2 separate regions of the Mus musculus genome follow, and region 2 is linked to region 1. Evidence: chromatin loops called from intact Hi-C (ENCODE). Cell type or tissue: heart. All regions are shown on one strand. Links, peaks and the distances in the headings refer to the core of each region. The heading gives the core; the rest is flanking DNA. Region 1 holds the start of Ngf (nerve growth factor). Region 2 has its middle 38 kb from the start of Gm40110.

Evidence for each region. A loop is a pair of places that touch in the nucleus more often than their neighbours do. Peaks named below come from ENCODE experiments on the same cell type or tissue, not always from the same donor. Only the 100,000 strongest peaks of a DNase experiment are listed, where the experiment ranks them.
Region 2: it touches region 1 in a loop (5-fold over the local background); 10 of 42 quality-filtered maps call a loop at or near these places.

Annotation. Positions count from the first base shown.
Region 1 is chr3:102,467,624-102,472,016 of GRCm38, forward strand. It overlaps Ngf (nerve growth factor), which reads left to right and starts at 2,296. Exons shown (of 3, transcript NM_001112698.2): 1 at 2,296-2,337. In heart, for the core only: no CTCF peak of the experiment used is centred there; DNase peaks (open chromatin) are centred at 2,188 and 2,748; H3K4me3 peaks cover 1,279 bases; H3K27ac peaks cover 354 bases; H3K27me3 peaks cover 3,935 bases.
Region 2 is chr3:102,333,022-102,337,414 of GRCm38, forward strand. No RefSeq gene overlaps it. Among named protein-coding and RNA genes, the nearest start is that of Gm40110, 38 kb to the right of the region's middle. In heart, for the core only: a CTCF peak has its summit at 2,349 (motif pointing right); a DNase peak (open chromatin) is centred at 2,340; H3K27me3 peaks cover 945 bases.

The DNA.
Region 1 (4,393 bases), core at 267-4,266:
TGACCCAGGAGGACACTTCTGTGGGAGTCCTTGAAAGGGGAAAAGGCAAAAAGAGTAGGCACTGGACTATGGTCATTGGAAACCAGGCTGAGCTGTTATGAAAATCAACCCAGGATGGATGGATTATTTGACACCCACAAGTGGCTATCACCATATCAGGTCCCTGTGCCAGGTCCTGGGGAGACCAATAGTGTGGTAGGACCTAATAATCAAGCCATCATGGGAACAATTGTGGCAGCAGGTGGCAGCCATCTCCCAGTACACAGCAGAGTAAACTCGGTAAATGATGATTGCTGTTTATATATTCATACTTGGTTAAGATCCTTCAAATTCAGGGACAGAAACAGATCTAGTTAGAGCTAGCAATGAACTTTTATCAAGACGTGTAAATATGAACAACAATTTGGGGGCAGGACAGCTGGGCTTAGATCTTACTCACTTTGCTTTTTAAAATTTCTTCTTTTGGAAAAAACACAAGTGATTGAAATCCTTCTGTCCTTCAAGGTGACACCACAAGGACACAAACAAAAGCTCAGCTTGTGTCATTTGTAGTTCCACCCCTGAATGCACAGGTAGTTATTATTTGAGCTTGTGCTTTAAAAAAAATACAGTGTTATATGTGAAATGATTAATGGAGAAATGTATCCTATTATCTGGTAATTGTTAGTTTTTCATTAACAGTGATAAGTTTCCTCACAGAGCATCATGGCCATGATGTCAGCTCTGTTTTCTGCTATTCTGGTGTTGCCTGGTCTCTCACCTTTACTCCTAATGTGTGTTCATCCACCAGCCTGGACCTCACAGAGCATTAACAAGGAAAAAAAAAGTTCACTCTCTTCTTCCTTCATCCTCCCCAGAGTACCTGAAATGGCATGATGGTAGGTGTGGGGACAAAGTCAAAGTCAAAGGGAAGTTGAAATTCAGAGGACTGGAAATACATCAATAGGTCCTCTCCTTCCCACGTGACCTTCAATGGGGAAAAAGGACCACCTGGGCCTCACTCCATCCCAACTTCATGGAGCATGATTCTTGCCTAGACTAAGGTGTCACCTTCGTACCTTACCTTCCCTCTGTCACTCACTTTCCTGCATCCATTCCTTCCTGTGGCATTCATGAAGGTGGGGGTGGGGCATAGAACATGTCTTTCCGAAGGAAGTAAGTCATTTCACACAAGTGTGTGTGTGTGTGTGTTCATTTCCAAAATCCATAGAATTTTATTACAATTGTTAGTGCACATTTGGTGAAAAAGCTGACTTAGGGCATATTTCTCCCTTGAAGCTGAGGTGTAAACACCATAGAGGAAGGGGAGGTCAAACGGGGAAGACCCCATCAGCTCCTGAATCTATCAGATCCAAGACATTCTGGAGGGCCAACTGAGGACCCCCCACCATAAGTAAGTAGACAAAAGAGGTGAGAGAGAATTGAGGTGAGCCCTGGGGTGGTGCAGAAGGCCTGGCTTTCTCCTGGGTCTGTGTTTACTGACTCCTAAAAACCGACAGAAGCCCTAGGACCCCAGATCTAGAAACACGCAGGGAGCACATACAGACACAGTTCCATCTACAGTTTCCAAGGGACCAGCTCTCCTGGGAGGCCCCTGCAATGCCAGTGCTAAGGCTGGCAGTGGGAGTGGGAGTTGGGGTAATCTGAACACCTAAGGTCCTCTTCCTTTGACCTCAGGCAGATATACCTCTGTCTTGACATTCTAGTTAATTCTGCTTCTGCCTGGTTTCAGAGCAACCCCTGGCACTGGCCAATCCAGGAGTTTCCGGTGTTGTGGGTGTTCTCAGTGTTCCTTCAGCTCTCAGATTTGCAGAGATAGCAACACCTGATATCCTGGCCACCAAAGAAGACTAAGTCACCCCAGGAGGCTAGCAAGGCAGTGAGCCAGGGGAAGAGGTAAAGGGACTCCAACTCAGCCAATCAACTCAGCCCTGCTCAGCCTGTCTGCCCATTGGTGTTTGGAGCCAGCTACCTTGCCTGGTGCCCTAGAAAATCTCTCTCTGCATCTGTGACCTCCCCCCACCATGCATTTTCATCTAAACCAGGGGTTTTGAATTCTTCCCTGACTGGCTTTTCCTGGCTATGTCCCATCAACTCGGGAGCTATCCATCCCTTGTCCCCAGGACCCTTACAACCCGGACCCCTGGGTCTAGTCACAGCAGGTGCGGGCTGGGATTGGAGTTGGCCAGAGAGGGAGGGGTCGGGTGAGTGGGGGGCAGGATTTGGAGAGGGTGTGACGAGCCTGGAGGAGGGGCTAAATACAGTCAGGAAGCCTGTTAAAGAAGCTCTGTGCTCCAGCACGGCAGAGAGCGCCTGGAGCCGGAGGGGAGCGCATCGGTGAGTCAGGCTTCTCTGAGCCGAGCCCCGATACGGGTGCAACGCGGTGCGGCGGACTGGGGTTGCCGGGCTCCCTGGGACGGTGTGCTTGGATCCCTGTCTAGCTAGATCTTTGTGGGCTGAAGCGCACCCTTGAAAGAACTGTCCCGAGTAGATGTAGGAACACGAGATCGTGGGCACGCAAGGGAAGCGAAGGGAGTGAGGGTCTCCCTGGTCGTGAAATTCCCTGTTCCTGGATGACCAGAAGTACCAAAGTCAACACTGGCGCCTGCAGAAGCTGCATTGCCCAGCCTGAGCTCTCAGGCTAGAAGGGGACAGCGCTCAAGAGAGCCTGGAGTGAGGGATGCGCGCGCTGCGAGCGCGCTGGGGTGGCGGAACAGTAGCCCGCGCGCGGTAGAGGGCGAGTGCACAGCACGCCGACTGGGCAGTGCTCACAGACCCAAGAGCGCCTCTCTGCTCCTAGGTAAGAGGACTGTCAGCCAGGGTGATCTAGACTCGGTGTTTGTAGCAGGGTTCAGAGTGTAATATTGTGGGTACCAAGGGTTGATTCTGGAAGCTTGGGTTCCAAGTGCCGAGCACCAGGGTCCTCGGTGGGGCCTGCTGGGCATCCCAAGGCATAGCCTTACTGCTTGGGTCACCCAGTACATTCAGCTGTCTGCTGCCAGGTGTGGCAGAGGCTGGCACCCGGGATTGGGAAGGGCAGCGGTCGCTCTTGGGTTCAGGCAGAGAAGCTGCAGGGGAGGGAGAGAGGATTCTGGGGTCAGGGTGTTGAAACTTGAATCCAATGTAAACATAAGGCGTCTTTAGCACCGTTTGATTACAATGCTCTTGCTTTCCTAAAACTTTCTGAGATTCATAAGGAAGGTGATTTTTGGCTTGACCTTTCTCATCAGGTTTACTTCAGAGAGTCAAGAAGAGCCTGCTTGTTAGGCTGGTTTTTCCAAGTTGTTCCAGACTGGAAATTGTGCAGTTTGAAGGATAATTTATGGGTCTTTCGTGCGTTAAAGTGTATTACTACGAAGTCTTTTGGGTGCTGTGGGTATTAAGGAAAACTCAGTGCACGTTCCCAGCTGCAGACCAAAAATACTGCTCTCCTGGGTGCCTCTGCCCCCATCTATCATGGGAGGCCAATGGAAACCCTGGAGAAAAGCCATTTGATGTATTGCCCCCATCCTCCCAGAGTCCTCTCTGGCAGTACCAGTCTACTCTCCCCATAGGCATGGCCAGCTGAACTTTGCAAACTCAGAACTAGCCACAGAGGTCCCATCCATAACGTCTCCTCAGGGTCTCGAACTCCTGAAACTCAGTTATAACTGATGAAAAGGGCTGCCTGCCCCTCTCCCAGCAGTTCAGAGGGCAGTGCAGTCGCCCTTACCACCCTGCTTGGCCAGTGTAACAGTTCTCTACCAAATGAAACTTCCCCTCTCTCCAGAGTCACGGGCCACATTCGGTTTTCGTCTGCTGAGTAAGCCATGTGTCAGCCTGGCAACCTGAATTACTAACTCATCATAGATGGTATTCCCAGAGGTTCACAGGGGACACGCAGCTGGAGGAGAATGTGGTCTGGGGGATGAGGCCAGCATGGCTGGTAATGACATGCAGAAGACTTGACTGTCCCTTGTGCTGGGTCCTTGAAAGAGGATGGGGTTAATGACACATCTCTGCACTTTCCCTCATCCCAAGAAAATGTTAAGGGTCCCAGGTGTCAGAGGTCAGGGTCTCTGTGGTGTGGGACACATGATTTGACAGACTATCACAGTGACTCAGAAGGTTTAATAGTCAGCCAAACTCACTGTCATGCCTGGATAGCCACCTGCATATCAAAAAGTTTGCAGAGCTGAGTTTGTTCAGGACAGTCATCCTCATGCTGGTGGCTCTCAGTTCTTTCCTTTTAATCTTTAGCAAAGAACGGGCTCTCACATTCTCCTCTCACCCACCTTACAGCCCCCGCCTCCTGAGGGCAGTGGGAGGAAAGGATGAGGCACCACACTCCATTCTCCTCCAGGGAGAATTCTGTGCTGGGACCAGAAAGGGGGCCCCAGCTGCCAACATCAGC
Region 2 (4,393 bases), core at 233-4,232, 130 kb before region 1:
TGTGTTCTAAACCCCAGTGAAGCCAAATGCACTGGGTTGTGAATGTCAAGACTTTCATCACTTGTCCTCAAAGTAGGGAAGCACTGTAGCACAGTGAGGGTCAGGGCAGAGCAAGCAACTCGCAGGATGTCCGTGCCTTAGGTGCCCGAGTGACAGTACTAGGTTATGCAGGGAAAAGAGTCTCTCAGATTGCTCTAGTTCTGGCCTTGGGCAGGGCAGGACTTGTCTAGGCAGCAGACCTCAGAGGATCAGGGTGAAGCCAACACAATGAACCAATGCAGAACTTGTGAATGAAGCTTGTGTCCAGGGTCCAGAAGGGTCCATGTATGATTGGATGGTCTGACTGTGGAGGGACAGAGGGCATCACTACAGTAAGGCTCCCAGCAGGAATGTTATGCCACTGCCTTGATTAAGATCCTTTCCTCTTCACTTGGCCTATTCCCATTTGCTGTCTCAGACAACCTTCCCCACGTTGCCCAACAATGTCATTTTGATCTCACCTGGTTTACCCACATGCACTGTGCTGGACACCAGGAAAACATTATCTCAGGCACCATAGAAACTTCAAGAGCCTACAGACTGCTTTGCGTCCAACCCCAGTCAGGTTACCAGACTTTCCTAAGCCTACTGGATATGGAGATCATGAGTGTAGGAGCATGGGGTAATGGGAACACGCCGAGCCAGTGCGTATGGAGGGACAAGCATAGTGACTTGCAAAAATGGCTACACACTGGAGTCCCCTGGGGAGTTTTGAAAACATTACTGCCATGGTGACACTCCTAGAGGTTCTGGTTTAACAGGTGGGATGTGGCCTAGGATTTTAAAAGTTCTGTTGGTGGCATGTGCAGCCAACTTGGAGAATCACTGGCCTAACATGAAATCTGCGTTATGACTTGCCCCACGGAGGGCTTTGCCCAGCATTCCTCAGTGCTACCAAGAGGAGTGATTAGCCCCTCGCCACCACTCTCCCCACCTCATCTCACCTCACCTAAAATATACACTACACACTGATGAACATATAGGTTCTGCCTCCCACATATGAGCTGATGCAGGAGAGTGAGCATGCTCAGTTCATATTTTGGGGTGACCGTGACGAGAGAGCTCTGTCAAGTGTGAAAGGCATCTCGCTCCACAGGTCCCAGCATTGTATGCAGTGCTGGTAAAGGATAAGGGGAAATCCAGAAATGCCTTTGCTTGTGACCTAATATTTCTGGGGTAGTTTGAGGCTGGGACCCGACAGTGTTACCTGCTTCCAATGTTCTGCAGTTCAGCTTCTTCACGGTTGTCTTGTTCCAAGACCCTCTCTGCACAGCCTCAGGGAGCTGGTGTCTGTCAGTGCCTTGCAGCCTCTGTACACAAGAAGGTGTCAGAGCCACAGACGTCCTGTGGGTGGTCTCAGACAGCGAGAAGGCTTGTAGAACTCTCCCAGGCTGTATGTCTTGAGTTCTGGGGAGCCACACTGATGGCTCGGGCATTGGAGGATGGTAAGACAGAGTGGAGAAGGGTGAGTGCTGTCCACTCCACAGCAGTGGCTCAGGGACCCTTCCCTGCCTCTCTCATGCTCCCTCTCCTGCCGCTCTTTATGTCTATGGTTCCTCCCCTAGCAAGGGCAGGCAGAAAGTCAGGATGGATGTCCCTTAAGAAGTGCCTTCATATGGAAAGAAGACAGAATGCTAATCCTGGCCCATCTCCATCATAGTGGCAGCAGCAATTTGGACTGTGGGAAATGTTGACTTCTTCCCTGTGGTCCACCAGGAGCCCATTGTGTTGATGTTCAGGGTGGAGCTGAGAGACACTAGTGGTCGCTGCCTCCCAGTATGATCATTCCTCCCAGCAGATAGAAACACTTGAAGGGAAGGTCAGAGCTCCTCGGGACCCACCACTCTGAGGCAGTTTTCCATTCATTCATTCATTCGTTCATTCATTCATTCCGCAGCCATGTATTGGACATCTACTCCATTATGAATATATAAAAGCCATAGGTATTTAAAAATGACTTCTTTCTTATTTATTTATTTATTTATTTATTTATTTATTTATTTATTTATTTATTTCATGTGCTTGTATGTATAACATGTGAATGGAGCTGGCCACTGTTTACCTGTGGAGGTCAGAAGACAATTAGCGGCATTTGGTTCTTGCTTTCCACCCGGTGAGCCCAGGAATCAAACCCAGGTGGTCAGCCTTAGTGGCAGGTGTCTTTACACACTGGAATGCTTCACCAGCCTCTATCACTGTCTTTAATGATCTCAAGCAGTCAGTAGACAGACCAGAAATGCACAATGGGTGTTTCCTCTGAGCAGATAAACACAGTGTAGGACAGGAGAGGCAGTGCCATATGGAGCCTGTAGGTGGCAGTAGATGCCCACAGCAGTCTGTGGGGGTTTCAGGACACCTGGGGTCACTCACCACTCTGGCTTGGACTGGACAGAAAGAGGGCCCATATCTTCAGAGTGGCTCAGTGTTCTGTATTCTTGGAAAAACGTATGTTGGGCCCCATCTTGGACCCTGGACATCTTTCCTAGATATTTTCTCATCACCTTAGGTAGAGGGATGAAAAGAAACCTAGGGAATTCACAACATATTAAGCACTAGCAGTTATATACCAACCAATGTCCATACATTCAAACCCAAGGAACCCATCTCTAAGTTAAAATGCAATTCCAGGGTCAAGTTCAAACTCACTTTGGGATGGACTTTCTGGGCACAGAGAGGCCCTGTTCTCAGCTGCAGGTCTTTCCACTAAACCTCTACTGAACCTTCTTAGACTGTTTCAAAACAGGTTCTCTTCCTGCTCATACACTGGTGATGGCCCTTTCTGGATCACCCACAGGAGCCGGGTTCTTAGAAGTTCCCAAATGATGCCATAGTTTGCACACATTGTTTCACTAACCATAGGAAGTGGGCTGTGTTTCTATCTATGTTGTAGTAATGGTAAACTGAGACCTAGAGAAGTTAAGCAACTTGTCTATGCTTCTCGGGCTAGCTTCTGCTTGTTGTGCAAAACTCAAACCCAACCAATTCAACCATGGAAACCTGTGCTTACCTACTCTGCCGTGATGCTTTCCTAGTGGGGGTAACTGAGCACCCATCCCCCCTCCAATAATCAGTATGAGCTTCTTAGGGCAAGAAGCAAAAGTCATAGCTTCTGAGCTGACAAATACAATGTATTTCTTGGCTGTGAGACATTGGGAAAGTCAATTTACTTCTCTGAAAAGGAGCATAGCCCTGATACTGGATGTGAAGGCTGGATGATACTGCAGATGTGAAGGCTTAGACTATTAGGAGTTAGAAACCCCTGCACCCCCCTGCTACCCCTTCTCTATACAAGCTCACTTCTGAAAGTGTGGATTTCTGAAGGGAGACTGAAGAGACTGGAGCCTCAGAATACAGCAGGAGGCCCCAGTGAAACCTTCTGTTCCACTGAGGTTCTCTCTGCACCCACCAACATCCCGAAGCTGAGCCCTTCTCTTTTATAACCAGCACACATAACACAGTTGTGTTTCTGCCCTACCCCAATTTGTTATCATGGATTAAAAGGCAGGATTGGACGTGATAAATCTAATCCAAGTGACTAAGTGAAGAGGGTGGAACCATACCAGGTTCCTGGATGCAGAAACCGAGCCATTAGTCAGCATTCCATAGATGATTATCAAGTAGGAGGTGCACTATAGACCTGGGTGAAGATGTGTATCTTCTTTGGACATTGTTAACTAAAGCCACAGGCATGAATGAAATTAGCCAGGGAGAAAGTAACCAGCAAGAAGGCCATACACCATGGGATGGGGACAGAATTGAGTTGCTATAACAATGACGTCATCGTGTCATACCGTGTGCCATATGCCATGTGCTCACATGACTACTCAGCACTGTAGGTGACTTGCAGTGTCCTGGAGAGTGGCTTCACAACCTATCTCTCGTTATAGCAACTTAATTCTGTCCCCATCCCATGGAACCTGTATGTGAGGGGGTTCAGTATAGAAACTGCTGACATGACCAGTCCATGATACGGGTAAAGTTTTTATTGTGGATATAAGAGAAAAAAAAACAAAAAACAAAAACAGAGGCATCTGGAAGATTCCAGAGCATAAAGAAAGAAGCAGACTGGATATGGCCAGGGATAGGAAACTATAAGAATGGAAGACAATAGAGAAGATGGGGAGATGAAAAGAGAGCGAGAGAATGGGGGGGGAGACAGAGGCAGACAGACAGACAGACAGACTGACTGACTGACTGACTGATAGAGAGGAAGGGAGGGAGGGAGGGAGAAAGAGCGAGAGAGAGAGAGAGAGAGAGAGAGAGAGAGGTGGGAAGAAGGGAGGGAGGGAGGGAGAGCAAGAGAATAGTAAGAAAAAGAGAATAAGTGTAGAGAAGAAAGGTTTCTAAGGAAGGT